2 separate regions of the Homo sapiens genome follow, and region 2 is linked to region 1. A link is a loop called in an ENCODE intact Hi-C map of the cell type or tissue named here. Cell type or tissue: GM12878. All regions are shown on one strand. Each heading gives the region's core, and the rest is flanking DNA. Links, peaks and the distances in the headings are about the cores only.

Region 1 (11,184 bases), core at 7,065-9,564:
ACACATTTGGGGAGGATGTCTGGGAGGGAGAATAGAAAACCATAGCATCTTAGAGGTAATTAAGATCAGTGGTTTCCAAACCATGGGCTGTGGACACTCAGTTATTGTCTGGGGTGTTCAGATCCATGTATACGATCAACATTGACTACCGACTAAGTAAATATTCTCTCACAAATACCCATGAATCATCTTTAATTGGCTATTGTGAGGAATAAAATGCAAGCTTACAAAGAATTTACTGAAGTCATCATAGCTTTAGGTATTTATTTTTATTGATAGATATTTGTACATATTTATGGGGTGCATGGTATTTTGTTACATGCACAGAGTGTATAACGATCAAGGCAGGGTATTTGGGGTATCATCACCTTGAGTATTTACCATTTCTATGTGTCGGGAACACTGTAAGTCCTCTTTTCTAGCTATTTTGACATACACAATACATTGTTGTTAACTACAGTCACCTTACTCTGCTCTCAAAGACTAAACTTATTTCTTCTATCTAACTGTATATTTGTACCCATTATGGTATTATTTTCTTAAAAGGAGATACAGATGGTAAACTACCAGATGAAGAGAGTTCCATTAATTGTTTTTTACTTTAATGGCCGGACACTGTGGCTTATGTCTGTAATCCCAACATTTTTGTAGGTTGAGGTGGGAGGATTGCTTGAGGCCAGGGGTTTGAGACCCACCTGAGCAGCATGATGAAACCCTGTCGCTACAAAAAATACAAAAATTAGCCGGGCATGGTAGGGCATGCCTGTAGTCTCAGCCACTTGGGAGGTTGAGGTGGGAGGATCGCTTGAGCCCAAGAGGTTGAGGCTGCAGTGAGCAATGATGATGCCACTGCACTGCAACCTGGGTGATACAGTGAAACCCCATCTCAAAAAAAAATTTTTTTTTCACTTTAAAAAAACATCATCATGATAAAAAAGTTGAGACATACCAGCCTAATCTAATACCTTCATTTTATTTTATGTTTTATTTTTATTTTTGAGACAGAGTTTTGCTCTTGTTGCCCAGGCTGGAGTGCAATGGTACAATCTGTGCTCACTGCAACCTCTGCCTCCCAGGTTCAAGCGATTCTCCTGCCTCAGCCTCCCAAGTAGCTGGAATTACAGGGATGCGCCACCATGCCCGGCTAATTTTTGTATTTTTAGTAGAGACGGGGTTTCACCATGTTGGCCAGGCTAGTCTTGAACTCCTGACCTCAAGTGATCCACCCATCTCGGCGTCCCAAAGTGCTGGGATTACAGGCGTGGGCCACTGCGCCCGGCCCTATTTTTAGTAGAGATGGGGTTTTACCATGTTGGCCAGGCTGGTCTTGAACTTTTGACCTCAGGTGATCCTCCCGCCTCAGCCTCCCAAAGTGCTGGGATTACAGGCGTGAGCCACTGCACCTGGCCAACACCTTCATTTTAAAGATCCCCACTTCCTTTCTTTCTTCCTCACTAGCCAATTTTGATGCTAAGCTTAGAAAGCTGTGGTCACATGCTTAGTTAGTAGCAAAGGCTCCTGATCTTCAAATTTATCCCATCTCACTTTCCCTTCCACCTCCTGCTTTTCCTAGGAAAGCATTCGTGTATCTCCCACCCATAAGGTACATTGCCTTTTGGACTGTGGGCCCATAATTGATTCATATCCTGAATGTCTATAAAGGCCGTACGAGAGATGAATCCTGAATTAGCCTTCAGGTCAGAAGGGACAAGTCTAGGATTTCTTCATTGCCTCTTCTTTCCCTTTAGTCTTGTGAGATTGGATCCCATCCTATGTGACTGCATCTTAGAGAAAAATGAACAGCATACAGTCATGAAGCTTCCATGGGACAGTCTTCTGACCAGGTAACGAGCATTGGCAGTCCCTCTCCAACTTTTCTATCCCCTCGCCTTAATGTTGATCACATTGAACTTTAATACTGTCACTATCTTAGCCTTTGATTTTCTTTCTGTAATTCATACCAAGTCAGTCTACATAAACACAGGCTTGAGGAACTCTGATTTGGGGGGTCTTTGGAACAATTTGAGCCAATATGACATGGGAGAGCTTGAAAGGAAGAACAAAAAGGAACATTAATTAAAAATAAGAACTTCAGGCAGGCATAGTGGTGCATGCCTGTAGTCCCAGCACTTTGGGAGGCGGAGGCGGTAGGATTGCTTGGGCCCAGGAGGTGGAGGCTGCATTGAGCCATTTTCATGTCACTGCACCCCAGCCTGGGTGACAAGGTGAGACCCTGTCTCAAAAAAAGAACTTACTCTGTTAAAGTGAGGGCATTTAAAAAAATAAGAAAAAATAAAATAAAACTTCAATAAGATGCAGAAGCAAAAGAAGGCTGGGGAAAAGTGTCTTAAAGTCTTTAAAGGAAAAATTTTTAATATTCCTTCTTTTCCACATAACTGAAAATAGTTTATTGTCAGGAGTCAGCAAACTACAGCCCATGGGTCAAATCTGGCCTGCCACCTGTTTTTGTAAATAAAGTTTTGTTGGAACACAACCATATCCATTTATGTGTTGTCTGTGCGCTGGTTTTATGCTATAATGGCAGAACTGAGTAGTTGTAAGAGACCAGGTGACTGGCAAAACCAAAAATATTTACTGTCTAGCCCTTTATAGAAAAAGTTGTTGATCCTGATATATGTGATAGCAAGAGAAAACTTGGTTAGATAAAAGGTAGAAACTCCTCGTGGTAAAAGTTCTCTATAAAACATGTCAGAAATGTGAAGCAGCACTCGCAGGCAATGGGCCACTTAAGGCACATTCTTGAGACAGGTAGTAGCCTCCACAGGGCAGACTGGGCAGATTCTCAAAAGGCCAGGTCAGTGGACCGTTTCCAGGGGCCTAAGTCACTGATGTTCCCATCTTTGAATCAGTGGGTGTCTACCTTGGCCGCATTTTAGGGAGCTTTAAAAAATACATAGCCCTAGTCAGAGATACAGATTTCATTGATCTGGGCTGTAGCTCCCTAGGGATTTGAATGATTCTAATGTGCAGCCAAGGTTGTGGACCTGCAATTTCAGCCTACACCTAACTGCCTGCTGGTAGTGGGGTATGAGGAAATGGTTTCTGTTGGCTTTATCAGTTTGCAACTCATAACTTCTGTTTCAGGTGTTTGGAAAAATTACAGCCTGCCTATCAAGTGACCCTTCCCGGACAAGAGCCCATTGTGAAGAAAGGGAGAATCTGTCCAATTGACATCACCCTAGCACAAAGAGCGTCTAATAAAAAGGTAATTTTAGAAAGACACAATGTTCAAGGATAGTGATTTAATGTTCTTGCCAAGTTCTGGTCTCCCTAATGTGATTGGAGGTTTTTAGATTGGCCTCAAACTCATCAAAGATTTTTTTATGAAACACCCGTGTTTATGTGCCTGGGCTGGGCTCTGTATGAAACAGGTAAAGCTGACCCCGCTCACTCACTGCCCTCTAGGATTTTGTTCTAGGAAACTTGCTAGAGCCTGGTTCCAAAAGTAAACAAGATTGTATTTTCATTTTTTTCTTAGAACTATGTTATGGACATTCAGCTCCCACATATTCTTTCACCTCTTAGGCCTTGCTCAATGAAAATAACTTGTAAAAAACTTGCTGAAGGAACTGAGTGTGTTTAGCTTGGCAACACAAAATTGTGGGGAACCAATGACATCTCTCCTCAAATATGTGCAAAGCTGTCCCCTGGCAAAGTAGGGCACTTATTCTATATGCCTTGAAAGGACAGAAATAGGATTATTGGGTGGAAATGCCAAGAAGGCAGACTTGAGTCTGTCTTTGTAAAGACTCAAGAACTTTGTAGTAGTGTACAGTTACGAGCGTGGGCTTTGGATAGTACTGGGTTCAAATGCAGCCGTTGCCTCACTGCCTGACCTTGAGCATGTTACTTCATTTCTTTTTGTCTGAGTTTTACTCTGTGAAAAATGGGGATAATACCTACCTGGTAAGGCATTGTGAGGATCAAATGAAGGCGTATACATGGCTGAAGCACTTAGAATGTACTTGGCATATAAATACTTGGTTCTCAATAATTGAGAACCAGTAATGATAATCTTTACAATAATTAGTAACAGTCACTATTTATTGAGTGTTTAATTATGTGCCAGACACTGAACTAAATAATTTTCATATATATAGTTTATGTAAACACTAATTTTCTGTTAATAATGACAAATAGAATTGTCCAAAATTGAAATTGGTGCTTCATAAAATAGTGAATTTTTTTCTGGAGAGTCTGCAAGCAAAAATTAGGTGAGCACTTGTCAGGGGAGGATGTAGTTGGGGGTTCATGCATCAGGTGGGCAATTGGAAGAGATACGTCCTCTAAAGTCTTATTGATTCTAAGATTTTCTGGGTCTGGAGCTCATTGATAAGCGTAAGGCTAGTTGGAGCTTTTATAGTCTTTATTGATAGCAGTCATCCCCCACACACCCCTGATAGTAATACACTTTACTATCTGTAGTCATGAATGAGAAAGAATTTGTTTTAAAGCAACAAGGGGGAGAATTGTGATATTTTAAAAGCACTAACATTTTTCTTTTTTATCTCAAAGTCACATACTTGTCATTTGTGAAGCTGAATACCAGAAGAATGCATGTGTTGCTGACTAGATTGTTGATATTAAGGAGCTATTGTTTGTTACTTTATTTTTAGGTGTGATGATGGTTTTGTTTTTATGTTTAAATGAGCCTTGTCTTTTGGAGATACATACTGAAATATTTATAGATGAAATGATCTGATGTCTGGGGAGGTTTGCTTTAAAGTAATAGAGGAGTGGGGAGTAGACAGGGGTATAGATGAATCAAGGTTGGCCATGAGTTGGTAATTGTTGAAACTGGTGATAGGTACATGTGGGTTTATATACTATTCTGCTTTCATTTATGTTTTGAATTCTCCAAATAAAACTTAAAAAAGAAGTAGACATTCTGTGTGATACAGAGAGTATCTGTCCCTCTAAATATGTAATACATATATTGGATGGGGTAGACAGAATCAATTTAGAAGCACAAAAATAAGTGATTTGGATTTAAAAAGTACTAGGGTTATAGGAATGGTGAACCATCAGAGAACACAGGGGCTCAGAAGGCTGCTGAGGCTCTGGAAGGCCCTCTGGAGGGAAGGGAATGCAGTCACCACCGTCAGTCTCTGTCCCCACTGTCCCCCCAGGTGACCGTGGTCCGGAACTTGGAGGCCTATGGTCTGGACCCATACTCAGTGGCTGCCATCCTTCAGCAGCGATGCCAGGCTAGCACCACCGTCAATCCTGCCCCTGGGGCCAAGGACAGCCTTCAGGTGCAGATCCAGGGAAACCAGGTCCACCACCTCGGCTGGCTATTGCTTGGTGAGCATCCCCTCTGAAGAGTGGAGGCATTGGTCTAGCTCAGCAAAGACCTTCCTGCCAACTCAACTTGCATAATACACACACACACACACACACACACACACACACACTCTCTCTCTCTCTCTCTCTCGCTCTCTCTCTCTCTCTCTCTCCATTTAGTTTTTAGTAGCTATTTAGAGAAGAGGGAACCAGTGTTTGAATCAGATCCTTTGGCTCCTTCCAAATTCAGTGTTTTCTCTTCCACTATTAGAGTAGTTTTCTTCCTGGTTGGTCCCTTTCTATAAAACATATGGCGAGCACCCAAACTTTTGTGCTAGGCCCATTGTTGGGGTTTTTGCAGGCATCTCTCTTAATCATAATGATGCTGCAGAGCTGTTATCTGTTTTGCAGATGAGGAAACTGAGGCCCAGAGAGGTTCCGTACCTTGCCCTGAGATCCTCTGACTCTTGAGTGATATAGCTGGGCACGAAACTTTTTTAGACTCCAGAGTCTAAGTTTTTTTTTTTTTGAAACAGAATCTCGCTCTGTCACCCAGGCTGGAGTGCAGTGGCGCAATCTTGGCTCACTGCACTCACTGCAGCCTCCACCTTCCAGGTTCCAGTCATTCCCCTGCCTCAGCCTCCCGAGTAGCTGGGATTATAGGCGCATGCCACCACGGCCAGCTAATTTTTGTATTTTTAGTAGATATGGGGTTTCACTATGTTGACCAAGCCAGTCTTGAACTCCTGACCTCAGATGATCCGCCTGCCTCGGCCTCCCAAAGTGCTAGGATTACAGGCTTGAGCCACCATGCCTGGCCTAAAGCCTAAGTTCTTTCTACTAACTCTGGGTAACCCAGCCTCCCGTTTTTCCTCACTTCAAACCAGCCTTCACATCTCTGCCTGAGTCAGCTTTCTTAAACAAATATGATCACATCACTCCCTTCTAAAAAACTTTGTATGCCTCTTCAATGCCTTCAGAATTAACTCCTAAGCTCAATAAACAAGACCCTCCCAGCCTGACCCCAGCCTTCCCTGCCAGGCTCTCTCTGGCAGCTCCTACACCCATGTTGCAGGCACCAGCTGTCCTGGTCTCCTTGCAGTTCTCCAGATTCTCCTTGCATGTTCACCCACATGTGCTTCCGCCTGGGCTATCCCCTTGCCTAAGATGCCCTCCCACGCCCAAGCCCACCTGACCTCAGAGGCTCACTGGCCCAGCCCAGGGGTCCTGGGAGGCCTGAGCCTAAATTAGCATTTTAAACATTGCTAATGTAGCACTTTCCAATTGTGTTTATATTTCCGGTTAATGTCTGCAGCTTGGCTAATTTTTTCTAATGTCTGAACCTCCTGCCAGACTGAGCTGCATGAGCCAGAAACCTTGCCTTTTTCATCCTCAGGGCCTGGCGGATAGTAAGTGCTCATTTAGGCAAATGTATTCCATGGCCTATGGCAGTACCTGACAGTTAACTTCTAGAGTTGAGCCTCTTTATGTGAAGAACCCCATACAAGGTACTGAGAAGAAATGTTATGAGCAAGAGCGAGGAGCACAGACTGAACAGACACATTCTCTCTCGTGAAAAAATTATAAATGCCTGAAATACACCCAGAAAGTAGCTCTCAGTGTGAAAATTTCAGAAATATACACATCAGCTGTGAGGTGTAGGCGTAAGTGGTCAGTCCCGAAGTTGAGTTTGAGCTGGGTGGAATGACATTGTGAGGCAACGGGGACTGGTGGAGGGCCAGCCGGGGAGCAAGGTCATGCTCCGCTGAGGAGTGTGTGCTTTTTGGATTGTAGAAGAGTATCAGCTCCCTCGAAAACACATCCAAGGTCTAGAAAAGGCCCTCAAACCTGGCAAGAAGAAGTGACAGACTCTTTTGTCTCACGTGGTGGATCCGGTGGAAATCCAAGCTCTGGGCTGGTAATTTTTATGAGCATTTTCAGCTTTTGCAAATACAAAATATAATTCTTTACAAAAATAAATTTTTATTCTAATCTAAATCTGACTTCCCTCTTGTTTCCTCCACTTAGCTAAAATGTACTAATTTTTGAAGTCGGGAGTATTCTAAATGGACAGAAGAGGTCACGGTGGCTGCCATTCTGTCCATGTGGTTTCAATGATTTCATTCCTTCCCTGCTTTCCAGGCAGGCCAGCCCATTCAGAGTTCGGACAGGTGGGGCCTTCCTCTTTTTAAAGACCTTCTACCAAATATCCTACTGCCTAATTAACTTCCTAGCCCCAAAATAGTTCCTTCACATCTCTAAAGGGTTAGTCACGTAGAAAACAGATCCCAGCTGTTCTCTGTCATCAATCAAAGCAACAGAAGAAAGAATTGACCCTAAATTGCAGTAGAATTTAGGCTAGATAGAAATCAGAAACAGTATACAGGCATATTAGGACGTGGGTTTCTATAGGACAGTGATTCTTCCCCAACTTTAGGACACTGCCACTAACTGGTAAATTTGTGATGTAACTCCAAGATGACAGCTTTGTTACAGTGAAGAGTCTCATCCAACACATGCCCTCTTCAGCCCCAACTTCTTAACGTGGAGGTCATGGAAGGGGTCTTTAATAGGTCTTTAGAGGATCCATGAACTCCCTGAAATGGTGCACAGATTTTGTACGATCATTTTCCTGAGAGATGGACCATGCTTTCATCAAATTCCCAAAGGGATCACTTGATGCCAGAAAAGTGCAGAACCACTGCGCTGGTCCCTGCTCAGTTTATGGAATCATTTCACTGACTGGATCTCTCCTTGTATAATAGGAGGGAGAACTGGGCTAAATTCCCTGAGTTTTTGGGTTTTACCATTAAGAGACAGTTGCACTTCAGTTTACTTGTTTCTTTCTCTTCTCAGTTTTTCTCAAACTGAGATAAGAAAGGCTTAAAAATATCCACAATATCCACAAATTGCCCGTTTGAGGCTTGAAAAGGAAAAAAGGAATGGGTTTGAAAATGTGTGTGTGGCGCCTCCTACCGTCTGTTATCAGGCCCAGAATAGACCTTTTTACTCATGAGTAAACTCCTTAATTTCACTAATCCTATCTCTACCGGCATGAGCATATGAAACTAGGAAAGGGATTTCCAGAAATTGAGCCTAAACAGGATCCTGTTAAAGCCTTTGGCCTGCCAGAGTCTGATCTGAGGGATTATGATCTGTATAGTAGTAATGAACTATGGTTCCTTATGTGAATACAAGTAAAATATAGCACTGTGCAAAGTTCTTTCACAAACTTGATTTGTTTTGCACGATCTTGAAGGGAGTGGAGGCTAAGAAAGGTCATGTCCCGCCTTGTTGATCTCTGCTGAAGACACAAAGCCAGTAAGTGGTAGGGCTGGGTCTAAAATGAACATCTACCCTTAATTGTGGTTTGACCCACAATTCTGCCATGACACAGTGCTGTCCAGACCTGTGCATTGAGTGGTTTTTCCAGTAACGGTGACACATTTGCATTGAGTCATCTTCCCTCTCCCCCTGTGAACAGCATAGGGACATATTCAAAGGCAGAGTAGAGCCAGACTGTGTAACAGGTTCTTTTTCCTATGTGCTAAGTCAAATAATCTGTATCAATGTCAAACGTACAACTTTGAATTTATTAACCCTATGCTGTAACCATATGAGATTCAATGAAAAGCAGAAAGTGCTTCATTTTTGGACTTTGGCAAAATCATTGAAAGATACATTTCTTGGGGGTTTAGATGAACAAAAATGTTACAGATGTGCCCCATTCTTGGGCAGTTTTAAGGATGCTTGTTGGACATTCATTCATTCTTTGGGCCCCATGTATTGCATTCTATGTGATCAATACTGGAAGGCAGCAAGAATTTCTTTTTAATAATTTAATGTGGTTATTTCCATGATTACTGAGATGTTCCTTTGATGAAAGTCAGAGAACTCAAGTGAAAGGACTGTTTGTTTTGGTCATTTGATCTAGCCCCCTTCCTCCAGGTGAAGTGATCTTAAACTTTTAAAGATCTATTCCTTTCTACCTTATTTTTAAATAATTCCAGAAGTAGAAGAATCATGGCTCAGCTCAGTAGCCTGTCCTGGTGTCAAATCACCCTTAGCTCCAGAAGGCCCTTCTCTTTCCCACACATCAGCATCTCTGCCTGCAATCAGTCTCCTTGACTCTCTTGCACTGCGGAGACATGGAACAGCTGGTCACCCAGGCAGCGCCCTCCCGCCTACGCATTTGGACAATTTTTCCCAAATTATTTGAACAGTAGCCTTCATTTCTCTGCTCACTGGCAAAAGAAAATCTGACTCCACCAGGAAGCATGTGATCATGTCCATTCTCACCCTCTCTCCCCCGCTCCCAGTGTCCGTAAGATGGTGAAGTTCAAGGGAGACGTTTCTAACATGAGTCATTTTTGCAACAGGCTTTTATTACTTTTTTTTAAAACCCATATAAGAAAGACATTTAAAAAGAAAATATCCTGGAAACAAACACTTACACACTGAGCAACACAACCAAAGAAGGCACTACCAGCAGTTACTCCCACCTCTGGGAGGGAACGGGTACTCGATACTATACTTTTTTCAGAGGTTTAGACCTCAGCATAGGCCTTGGGTCTAACTGTGCTTTAGTAAAGTCTGAATTGTCCAATAATTTTCTCATTTCATAAACACCCTTATCTCTTTATATATAGCTATATGCCTTTATGTGTATATATACATGACTTTTTTTTTCCTTCTCAAAAATAAAATAGCCATCCCCATAGAGGGAGGTTCTCAGCAGCATTCACAGCGGTTGCAGCAGGAGCCATGCCTTCTATTAATGTTAGAGACATGCAGGACGAAGGAAAATGACTCTCCACCTGCTCCCTTTAATATACAGCAGGGAGAGAGTTTCTAAAGGGAGGGAAGTGATAAGGCTGAGCATGAGATGGCTAACCAGGGTTTTTGTGGTTTAAAAAAATCTTAGAGTTGCGAGCTTGTGTTGCCTTTGAAGCTCTGGAGACTATGCACAGTTCATACGACGAGGGGTCAGCATTCCTTCTGGGATCAGGGGCAGTATGGACTCAGCCTGGGTCAGAGAGGGAACTTCTGAAGCTACACGAACAAGCTTGGGCTTGAACCGACCCAAGAGGGACTTGGGAAGGCAGAGGATAGCAAAGAAATGGTTTCTCAGAGGCTGGGTTGGAAAACCAGCCCTGCTTTGAAAATTACAAGTCCTTCTCCCTCTGCACTGGAGTGTCTCTGCAGTCCTGGCTACTTGTTGGAATTTTTTGACTAATTTATTTTAGGATTCAGCCTAAACAAGAAGCCAGTGCAAATGTAAGTCAGGAATTTGATCCTCCCTGTCAATGTGGTCTGGTATCACTGATTGGAGTCAAAACTCAGGCACCCAGATGGGAGGGAGGTCTGTGACCCTCAACCCATACTGAACGCGGGCTCTCCTGGCCTTGTCTCCCACACCGCCGCCATTGTTCACTTCCTGGCAGGAGAAGCCAGCAGCAGAGCTTCAGGCAAACTCGCCCTACTCCTATTTCTCTCTGAAAACAAAAAGGCACTGAGGTCGACGGGGAGGCCAGGCCCACCGGCTCTCCGAGCGCAGTGCCGGGTCTGGCCCATGCTTCAAAACAGAAAGGACTCCAAGTTGGCCGAATTGGAGGCTCCCCTCTCTGTAATCAAGGCAACTCCTTGGGCAGCACCTGGAGATCCCAGAGTCGCAGTGGGAGGAGGGAGGCAGTGCTGGAGGCCGATGGGGAACCCAAGTAGCCCAGGCCCTCCTCTGCTCTTTAGCTGGGGAAGGCTGAAGACAGCTTGGACACCTTTCTCTGCATTGCTTTTTGGCTTTCTCTTACTGTCTGATTTCCATACTTAGCAGGAGACTTTTTAAATGGTCAATGACTGGCTTCCCTTTGGGGAAACACATGA
Region 2 (11,184 bases), core at 3,755-6,254, 74 kb before region 1:
GTTGCAAGATGGCTGCAACAGCTCTAAGTCTCACATCTTCCCATGGCGTGATTCAACAGAGCAAGAAAAGAGGCAAGGGTGAAATAAAAAATAAAAGTAAAATTTAAAAAAAATTGAAGTCTTGGCTGGGCTCAGCGGCTCACTCCTATAATCTCAGCCCCTTGGGAGGCTGAGGCATGAGGAACGCTTGAGGCCAGGAGTCCAAGACCAACCTGGACAACATACAGAGACCTCGTCTCTATAAAATATAAAAATCAATTAGCTGGGAGTGGTAGTGTGTGCCTCGTCCCAGCTGCTCCGGGGGTGCTGAGGTGGGAGGATTGCTTGAGCCCAGGAGATCAAGGCTACACTGAGCTGAGATCGTACCATTGCACTCCAGCCTGGCCAACAGAGTGAGACCCTGTCTTAAATAAATAAATAAATAAATAAATAAATAAATAAATAAATAAAATTTCCTCCAAAATTATGGTATTTATCAAGGGAAAAATATTTCCCAGAGAACTTCAGTTGGCTTCCCATAATGTCCCATTGGCCAGAAGTGGGTCACATGCCCACTCCTAAACCAATGGCTGCACAAAAGAACCAGAATGTTCCCCAGGTCGGGGAGGAACCAACCTTCCCCTGGCACTTTGCTACCCACCTGCTGAACCAGGTATGGGTTCTGTCACAAGGAAGGAAAAGGGGGATGGGTTTTTGGTTCTGGTATTGTTTTTTAGAGAAAGAAGCTTCAACTGGGTTGTCCACGCTGGACTCAAACTCCTGGGCTCAAGGGATCCTTCGGCCTGAACCTCCCAAAGTGCTGAGATTACAGACACATCATGGGGCCCAACAAGCGAGGGGGATGGTTTTGAGTAGGGAACAGCATTTGCTCCATTTCCACTCAAGTGACACTTTCCCCTGTCTGTAACATCTTTAAGTATTTCTTGCCTGCTGTCCTGCCTCTTCCTGACACCTGCCTGGTTTCCTCTTGTTCCTTTCCTAGCAAACTCAACTGCAGGAGCAATTTAACTATACTTCCTGTCTCCACTTCTTCAACTCCTGAGCACTCAACTCTTCTGAAATTCGGCTTTTGCCTCGGCCACTCACTCCTCCTATCTCCTTATCTTAGCTCACCATCTCAGTTTAGATCTCTCTGCTGAATTTCACACTTTGCCCCAACCCTTCCTTCTTCCTTCAAAACTCTGTCCTGGGCCTCTTTGCAGCACAGGATCCCTTGATTATCAGGACCTCACACTCTGAATTCTACTTCTCCATCCTTGCCCACTTCTCCTCAGTTTCCTTCAATTGCTCTTCTCCCCAACCTCCCTCTAAAGTGTTGAGGTTTTCCAGGGCTCCTCCCTTGACTGTCTTTAGTAATCATTTTATACAATTTCCCAGGCTTCAACTACCAGCTAATCTACACCCGTGACCCCCAAATTTACAAATTCAACCCAAATACTTTTCTTAAACTCATACCCATAGTGGACTTTCACTACTATTTTCAGACAGCTTAAGTTCAATATCTACAGAACTGACTCTATCTACACTGTACACACACACATACACCCTCCTTCATCCTGCCACTCAGAGAAGGTACCACTCTCCATCTGGTTGCCAAAGGCTGATGCTGGTAGTCAACCTTGACTCCTCACTGTCTCTCACCCCCAATAATCAATTACAATTCCAGCTAATGTCACCTCCCCACTGTTCCCTTCTCTCCATTCTCATGCCACTGCCCTGCTTCAGGCAATCACCAGCTTCCATCTGGATTATGGCACCAGCCCCCTGATTGCTTCTGGTCTTCCCCTTTCCAATCCCTTCTCCCAATATCACCCCAATAATTTTTTAAAATGCAGATCTGATCATTTGATTCCAGGGGGCTTAAAAATATTTGAATAGCTCTGCAGAGCCTAGAGAAATGGGCCGAACTCCCTAGAGTACATGGGACTCTTCACAGTCTTGACCCCTAAGTCATGAACACTATTTATATAAACTGTAAGTGTTGTGTAGATTAGATTGAGGAGGGGACAAATGGTGACTGGGATATTAGTTAAGAGACTATTCTAAAATACTATTTTAAAATCTCTGCCATCAGATTTGCAGATTTCATAAGCTCATATTGCCCCAAAGCCTTGAATATTCATAGCACCCAATGAATATTTACTGGTTTGAAATTGAAGTGCATTCCTTTCCTCTGGGTTTTAACTTTTCCAACTACTCCACATGGTAGACAGAGTCATATATCCAACAGGGCACAGACCTTAGCCAGCTCACTTAATTTCCACAAATAATGTACTCCATGCCTTTATCTTAGAATTTGGAGGTGAAAACAAATGTGCCAAGTAATTGGAAGGAAGGGGTGGATGAAAGAGGCATTGTGAATGATTGATAATCCTGGCTATTATTAAAACCTGAGTGCCTATGACAAGCACTGTGAACTCTGTCCCAGGGGAATGTGGCCAAGTTCTTGGATTTGGAAATAGTAAAAGACATGATAGTTTCAGTTTAGTGGGTGAGAGAAGCAGCTTGTGCCAGTGATTATGCACTGGAGGCGGGGGTGGGCGGTGAGGGTGAGGGCACGGGAAGAGAGAAAGGGAACATATAATGTGCATAAGAAAACACAAATCCTGCCAGGCGCAGTGGCTCACACCTGTAATCACAGCACTTTGGGAGGCCGAGGTGGATGACCTGAGGTCAGGAGTTCAAGATCAGCCTGGTCAACATGGCGAAACCCCATCTCTACTAAAAAATACAAAAAAATAGCCGGGCACAGTTGCTCACACCTGTAATCCCAGCACTTTGGGAGGCTGAGGCAGGCAGATCACTTGAGGCCAGGAGTTCGAGACCAGCCTGGCCAACATAGTGAATCCCTGTATCTACTAAATATACAAGAGTTAGCTGGGTGTAGTGGCACACACCTGTAGTCCTAGCTACTGGGGAGGCTGAGGTAGAGAATTGCTTGAACCTGTGGCAGAGGTTGCAGTGAGCTGAGATTGCACCACTACACTCCAGCCTGGGCAACAGAGTGAGACTTTGTCCCAAAAAAAAAAAAAAAAAAAAATGAGCTGGGTGTAATGGCGCACACCTGTAATCCCAGCTACTTGGGAGGCTGAGGTGAGAGAATCGCTTGAACCCAGGAGGCGGAGGTTGCAGTGAGCCAAGATGGCACCACTGTACTCCAGCCTGGGTGACAGAGTGAGACTCCATGTCAAAAAAAAAAAAAAGAGAGAGAGAGAGAAAAGAGAAAAGAAAACACAAATCCATCCAATAAAACAGAAATTGAGGAGGCTCAATTTCAAAATACAAAGAAAGTATCATTTCCCTTTCACATTTTAACAGCATTAGAATCCTAACTTGAAAGGGCTAAGGTTAGAGTTCAGAAAATAGGGAGGATTCTCACTCTTAGGAACTGACAATAAGTGAGGCAATAGGAAAAGGAACTGGCATTTAGAAGAGAAAGTCATTTCTGGAGATGCGTCTGTGAGATTTTCTAGTAGATGGAAGGGAGACAGAACTAACATCATGGAGCTTCTACTACTCTAAGGTAAAGTACCTCATGTACATTGCCTCATTCAAACTGCACACCATAAGGTAAGAATTGTTATTCCTATTTTGTGGCTCAACAACAACAAATGAGCCACCTACTTAGTAAGGAATAGGGCCAGCATGTGAACCCAGATCTTTCTGACCCCAAAGTGCATGTCCTTGTCAATTCATTGTGACTATGAGCAGCCATAAAGTTTCTTTTTCCAGGGATGGCAAATCTATCTGTCCAGATTCATTTATCAAACAAATCTTTATTAAGTGCCCATTATACGTCAGGCCCAGAGCTAAGCTATGGGTCGGCTCTGGTTCTGATTTGGGGAGAGACATTCAGGACCCCTGGAGGCACCCCTCTTGCCAAAGAATTCAGCAACTATAGGAAACCGAGGAAGCCCCAGCCCCCTTCTCTGCTGTATTATCTGATTAATTCTCCTGGAGAAGGAGCCAGAACACAGTAGCCACTACTCTTGTGCCCAGTCTAGGGAGACCAGAAGGAGAGAATGCGTGCAGTTGAAAAGATAATTAGCAGTGGCTTAAGTCATAAAGAAGCTAATAGTTTCTTTATGGTTCTTTAATAGTGGCAGCCCAGTACAGCTTCTGTTGGAGATGATGAAAAAGTTCTAGAGACAGATGATGGTGATAGTTGCACAACATCGTTAATGTACTTAATGCCAATGAATTGTACATGTAAAAATCATTAAAATAGTAACTTTCGTGTTGTATTTTGCCACAATAAAAAAATTGAGGTACACCTAGCAAAACTCTTGAAAATAACTTTTAAACACACAGTGCAACATTGCTCCCAAAGAATTGACCTTTCAGACCATTCAGACAACTCACCTCATTTTTGTTTTTAAGCCAGCAGTACAAAAAGAAAAGAAAAGAAGCTATAGCAAAAGCTCCACTAACTGACCTGTGGAAAGAGAGTCACAAGCATGGGCGAAGTATCTCCCTTAGGGAGAACAAGAATTTGTTCTCTGTCTTGTGTCTCACCAACAAAATCCAGCATCTGATAGACAAAGAGTCACAGTGCATAAAAGAAATGTCCGGTAAGATACCTAAAAATAAATGTCAATAATAAGACTGTTAAGTGGCAACAACAACAAATAGGCTCACGACTCCTCCCTATGTCTTTCCAGCCTGAGTGCCGTAATCACCATGTCATCCCGTCCTCCTCTGGCCATCAGCCTAGGCAGCTGGAAAGGTGACTTCCTGACCAGAATGAAAGAATCCTAGCAGCCACGAGGAGCTGAGCCTTGTGGGGTATCTCAGGACCAGGCATGGGTGACAGTGATGCTGGCTTCTGACAGGGAAGATCACCCTAGCCAGCAATGGAACTAACTGGGTCGTGGGACCAGGAAGCATCCCTCTTTCCTTGTCTGTGATTAGTGGTTCACATTGGATCTCACAGCCTCCTTGGGAGGCAGACAGTGCCTCTAGCATCATCTCCAAATTACAGATATGGAAACAGCTAGGCTTAAATAAAGAAATTCAAACTCAGATTCAGGGCACAGCGCCAATGCTTCCTCCACTGTGCCATGTTGATCCATAAAGTTGAAAGCCTCTGGCTAGGGACCATAACTGCAAACAGGAGAAAAAGAAGGAAGCTAGAAAGAAAAGGAATCACCCTGGACTCACACCGCAGGCTCCCAGTCACCTTTCAGAGACTTGGGGGAGAAATTGCAAGACCAAGTGAGGGCCAAGTAAGCTGCCCCTGTGTAATCTTATCCCGATATTCACCACCAGGGGGGGTAGTTGCTCCACATCGGTGGTCTTTCTGCGGCGCTAAGGAGGTATTTGCTAAGGGTGAGAGACCCTCAGGGCTCTAAGGGGTCTTTTTCTCTCTCCCTTGCCCGAGTGCTGCCTGCATTTGCTTAGCACGCGTCACCCTGTTTTAGATAAGGAAGGCATTGCAGAGATCATCTGGTCCCAGGCAGCTGGCAGTTCCCCCTACTCTTAAGAGCTCCAAAAATAGACTCCAGCACCTCAGTTGGCTGCTATCACAAGGCTGCCGGTGTGGTCTGTTGGCTGCCCACAGCCCTGAAACAGGAGCCGGACTAGGGCGGGTGAGCCCCAGGCGACCCTGCATTCGCCCTTGCGGAGGAAGCAGCGGTTCCTCCTGCCCTAGAGACCCTGCACAGCTGCCCCAGCACCTGCTCCCACGGCACCTGCTCCCACCCTTCTGGCCTCCTCACTGGCCATGCCGGCTCCCCTCCGTGCCCAGTGCCTGAAACCCTTGGCTTGCAAGCCCAAAGGCTGCAGCCCCTTCGTCTGCCTCTTGAGCTCCTTATTCTAAGAAGCAGCCTTGGTAGAGGTGAGCCTGGGCTCACAGAACCCCATTTAGCATCTACTCCCGCCTTCTCTTGTCCCCATGCATCTGCTCGTACTTCATTCCACCTGGCATCCTTGGAGGAATGGCTAATTAAATGGAAAAGAGCTGGCCTATTTTTTGGTGTTTTTCAGCTTAGACCTGGGGGAATTGTCACAAAATGTGGAACGAGCCCTGGGGAAACTGACAAGCTCTGGGGTTGGCTGGTTCCTCTAGGATTGGCAGTTCCTGAGTCCCACAGACTGGCTGTTCCACTTAAGGTTTCATCTCATTCTCTCGGTCGTCAAATTTGGGAATGGGGTAAAAACTGGAGGAAGGGGAAATGTCCTCCTGGGTGTTCAACCCACATTGTCCTAGAAGAGGAAATAAGCTCATTTATTTGGCCCCGTTCTTTAGTTGCAAAATCAGGATGGTAACAGATTTCAAATAACAACTGTTCTCTGGAGAAAGATGGGGATGGGGAGGTGAGGAGGTGGGATGTGGGGTGGGGCCCCGAGAGGAGCAGAGGAACAGATCCCTGTCTCAGGTCCTATTGCTTGCATTTGAACAGTGCCATCTCCTCCTAGAAAATTGCCTTTCCAAAAAGAAGCTCATTGTGTCCCTCCCTTGCATTAGAACATCTTTGGTTCCTTATTTGTCTGCTTAACTGGTGAACTCCTTAACTGGAGCTATAATATCCCTTTAAACCATCCCACAGCTTTTCCACTAGACTCAATTACTGCCATCCTAGGCTCTGGCCACCCTTAATTTTTCACCATCCTTTCTCACCTTCTTGCTGTTTCCACACATTTCAAGTCCTCTGCCAGGAATTCCCTCCTCTGCCTAGCAAGTCCTACTCATTAATGGAGTTGCAGTGCAAATATTACCTCTCTGAAGCCTTTTTTTAACACCTCTAGGAATGAGTCACTCTCTCCACTGCATTTTCCCAGAACTTTACTCGTACCTCCATTACACCTCCTACCAAACACACTTTAATCATTTCTACATATCTCTGTTCTGTTAGAATGTGAGTTCATTGAGAAGAAGAGGTGCTCTGAAGAGGTGTAGCCCAAGTTCCCAGTGCCTTTTACTTATGAGGCCGGTGAATTTTTATTGATGGATTGCTTGATTAATTAGGACATCACTCTTGGAGTTGGAAGACAGCTGTCATTCAGAGAACCCAGCAGGAATGACATTTAGGTAAACTGATCCTTCCCAGGTGAGGTGGACATAATATGTGGAGTCACATGGCTACAGTCACATGGGGATCTTTAACCATGCCTATTATGTAAAATCTCAGGGATGGAAGATCTGAAACTTGACCTTGGGGTGGATCATGTTGCTGAATGACATTCTGCTACAGTGAAGGAAAGTACTCCCAGCGCTCTGCTCACCTGTCCTCCAATCCCCTCCTCCACCCCGTCTCACATTCCCACTTCTTCCATGAAGCCTTCCCTGAACACTTCTGCTTCTGTCTCCCAGCTGGACTACCAGGTTGCTGAAAATCCATTTCTGCGTTTTATCCTTGGTACACGGCAAAATGGCTGTGCATGGTTTGTGCTCAAAAAAATGTTTACTGCCGGGTGGGTGCAGTGGCTCACTAATCCCTGCACTTTGGGAGGCCAAGTTGGGAGGATTGCTTGAGGCTAGAAGTTCAAAATCAGCATGAGCAACATAGCAAGACCCCATATCTACCAAAACAAACAAAAAAATTAGCTGGGCATGGTGGTGCGTGCCTGTAGTCTAAAGTAGCTGGGACTACAGGTGCACACCACCATGCCCAGCTAATTTTTGTATTTTTAGTAGAGACGGGGTTTCACCATGTTGGCCAGGATGGTCTCGATCTCTTGACCTTGTGATCCACCCGCCTCAGCCTCCCAAAGTGCTGGGATTACAGGCATGAGCCACTGCGCCTGGCCGTAAAGAAAAAAAAAATTAAAGTTTCTTGATGCTGATGAAATTGCCTGCTTAGGAGCATAGAGATTTGCTATATATACTCTTCGCCCCTCTGGATCCACTCTCCACCCTTCTACACTGTGCTCTGTGTGCCACGAGGATGGCATTTTTTTTTTTTTTTTTTTTTTTTTAGTGATGGGGATCTCACTATGTTGCCCAGGCTGGTCTTGAACTCATGGGCTCAAGTGATCCTCCCACCTTGGCCTCCCAAAGTGCTGGGACCGCAGGTGTGAGCCACCGCACCTGGCCAAGGATGGCATTTTTTGACTATGCCAACCAGACGTGGCTTCCGATTAAGTTAGGCCAATGGGAGGCACAGGAGTAAGATAAGCTGGCACTAGGATGAGGCCAGCACATTTATTCCCGTGATTTCTCCCCACTCTCCAGAGGTTGCAGTGCCTGCCATCCTCTACCAAAAGCCACAGCTTCTGTCAGGCAGGCAGCTCTCTCCTACAACCTCATCCACCGCTATTGCTCGCTAAGATTCCAGCAACCACTCCCTTCCTTCTGCCCCATGTGGCTATCCTGGGTGTACTTCACTGTCCCTTAGTAGTTTCCCGAAACCCTGCCCACATTTTATAAATGGTGTCTTCTTTCGACTACCCAGTTATCCTACCTTGAGGGGGATTAGATACAGTACCCTCAGGAATGTCTCTGACCCCCACATCTAGCTCCATGTTGTCAGGGCTCCCCAGATGCCTGCTTGACATTGGTGCATTGATCCCAACCTGGCTCAGAATCACATTTGTTGATTATATTCCAGGAAGTCAGATGCTTCTGCATATAGCCCAGTTCCACCTTGATTTCTTAAATTTCCCAACCAGAGAAAATGGGCATTTGTCCCCAGTGTTAGGATTAATCTCCATGGAGTCTGGAGTTCCAGAATAGTCCTTGAAATTACAAATTATACTGGTTTCCCTCCCTATATGTCCACTGTTTTTCTAGACCAATTAGATATGTAAACTTGTAGTTGGTTTTTTACAGAGGAGGGACAATTTCTCTCTTGAAAAAATTCTATTGGCCGGGTATGGTGGCTTATGCCTGTAATCCCAGCACTTTGGGAGGCAAAGGCAGGCAGATCACTTGAGGTCAGGAGTTCGAGACCAGCCTGGCCCACATGGTGAAACCCCGTCTCTACTAAAAATACAAAAAATAAGCCAGGCGTGGTGGTGCATGCTTGAATCCCAGCTATTTGGGAGGCTGAGGCAGGAGAATCTTTGAACCCGGGAGGCAGAGGTCACAGTGAGCCAAGATCATACCATTGTACTCCAGCCTGGGCGACAAGAGCACAACTCCATCTCAAAAAAAAAAAAAACAAAAAAAAACTATTATCTAGTTGAGAGCTATTGAATGTGTCCTGCCTGCCCATGCCATGGCCATCGCTCTAGCTCGGGCTCCTGGAGTTCAGGCATCTTGGGGCCTACGACAACTCCTGTTCCCTCCACTCCCCATTCCACAGCACTGTATCATCCCACAGAGCAAGTTTTCTGTCCCTTCAGGATCCCTAGACGCCCCTATCCAGCCAACCCACTGCAATGAACAGGTGTTCTGGGGGTTGCACTGGTCCAACCACAATATATGTGGTACTTTCCTCAGCAACAGGATCTGAGCAAATGAGCCTCTTGACTCAAGGTCCCCCAACATCTCAGGGAACTCAGATCTGAACAGGGAGGTCTTCAGCTTGCTGAATCCTTTAACCTAGTTCTGGAACTTCAGTAAAAAGAAGTGAAACTTCTCCCAGGAGCCTCCCACTGTCTCCTGGCCTAAATTGCCTAGAGGGCCCTGGGAGTGGGATCTGAGACATGCTGCCTAAGGGGAAACTGAGGCCTAGAAAGGAGAAGCAGCCACAGGCCTGAGTCCCAGGAGAGAGGCGTGGGAGGAGGGAGAAGTGTCTGTGTTGCTGGAGATAGGCAGATGCTAGCATTCTGAGCTGGAAGGGGTGGAGGAGGGGGCAGGAATGCATGAAGGGGGTCAAAGCTATGGGAAAGAAAAAGATATGCAATGGTGTGTGTGTGTGTGTGTGTGTGTGTGTGTGTGTGTGTGTGCGCGCGCACGCACCGGGTGGGGTGTGACGGAAACAACGGCTTTGGCCAAATTAAGATTTAGTCCTGGAACTTCTGCCAAGCTTTTTCTCCCTTCCAGTCATCTGCCCTTACCAACGTTAGGCAGTCACAGTGTCCTTACGAACGTTATCACCCTTTCCCAGTGCCCACAGCTGGAGGCTGATAGCTGGAGGCGGACTGGCACTGGGGCAAAGTCCGCCTGTCCGGCTCCCTTCCTGGCCCACTCCCTCCCTGGCCCGAATTGCCCCTGCCCACTGGGCCTCCCTGTCCACCAGGCCCTGTAAAGAAGAGCTGGCACCCTCACCCCACAGCTCCTCATGCCAGGACAGATACCTGAGCTGGGAGATCACCCGACCTCTCTTTTTAACCCGCCTCGGCTCATGTGACGGGCTGGAGTCCAGGCAGACATATGCAGGTCAGGCATCCAGGCAGGCCACACAGCGCTATTTATTTCCTACTGGGTTCTCTTCACGCAGAGCTGGCAGGGTGGGACTTTCTCATTGTATTTAAGCCCCAGCTGGCGCCACAGAACTGCCCCAGCCTCAGCCTTTGCCCCTTTTCCAACCCAGTAGGTAAAAATAAACCCATTTGGCAGCTTTGGGGAGTGGGATGGGGACTGCTGAAAAGGCGCTGTAAACACGGCAGTGGGGGCGGGGTGGGGTTGGTCGCAGCAGGGAGGGGTCATAAACCCTGGCTCTGCTGTGAACTAAAGGGACGGGTGCTTGGTCTCTCCAGCTGGGCACTCTGCCTCCCACTTCTTCAGCTGGGAAGAGCCTGGGCACCATTCATTCGCAATCTCTGAGGCAGAAGGCACTGGAGATAGTGAGTGGTCACTGGTGCTGCGGGGTGGTGGCTAGGGTAGAAAGAAGGGAAACAAAGAGAAGTAAATGGTCATGGCTAGTGAGGGACGCTTCGTCCGAATGGGTCTTTTGAGGAACACTTGGCTAGGACACTAGTTCATGTCTACCATCATATGTATCTCACTGTACTTCAATTCTTAACATGTTTGACCTTCCATTAAATATGTGTGTTATGTTTGAATAGATCCAGCACAGCGCCTGGCCCACCGAGTACACTGGGCATTTACTGAGCGACTGAAGAGAAGGCAGAGAAAGGTGGAGGCGGGGCCTGGCGCCCCCTGGGGGGAGCCCCGTGAAAGTGCAGCCGCAGGGGTTGGGGAGGTAGGACATTTCCCACCCAGGAGGCTCCCGCAGCTGTTCCCTACCAGGTTTCTAACTTTACAACTTCGACTCTGTGGTCTGGGAAATCTCCGCCTTGTGTCTCCCTCCGGCCCCGGCCCAGCTTTCCCAGCGACAGCGGCGCCTCCCCTTCTGA

What was found. Peaks named below come from ENCODE experiments on the same cell type or tissue, not always from the same donor. Only the 100,000 strongest peaks of a DNase experiment are listed, where the experiment ranks them.
Region 2: a loop joins it to region 1, with 9 times the contacts of the local background. A loop is called at or near these places in 24 of 110 quality-filtered maps.

The regions. Positions count from the first base shown.
Region 1 is chr1:206,587,760-206,598,943 of GRCh38, reverse strand. It overlaps RASSF5 (Ras association domain family member 5), which reads right to left. Exons shown (of 6, transcript NM_182663.4): 6 at 9,496-11,184. EIF2D (eukaryotic translation initiation factor 2D) reads left to right here. Exons shown (of 15, transcript NM_006893.3): 12 at 1,749-1,844; 13 at 3,106-3,226; 14 at 5,151-5,325; 15 at 7,099-7,302. The coding sequence ends at 7,169. Among named protein-coding and RNA genes, the nearest start is that of EIF2D, 19 kb to the left of the region's middle. RefSeq lists an enhancer at 10,345-10,845. In GM12878, for the core only: a CTCF peak has its summit at 8,276 (motif pointing left); a DNase peak (open chromatin) is centred at 8,705; H3K27ac peaks cover 612 bases.
Region 2 is chr1:206,658,456-206,669,639 of GRCh38, reverse strand. No RefSeq gene overlaps it. Among named protein-coding and RNA genes, the nearest start is that of MAPKAPK2, 21 kb to the left of the region's middle. In GM12878, for the core only: a CTCF peak has its summit at 5,268 (motif pointing right); a DNase peak (open chromatin) is centred at 5,421; H3K4me3 peaks cover 686 bases.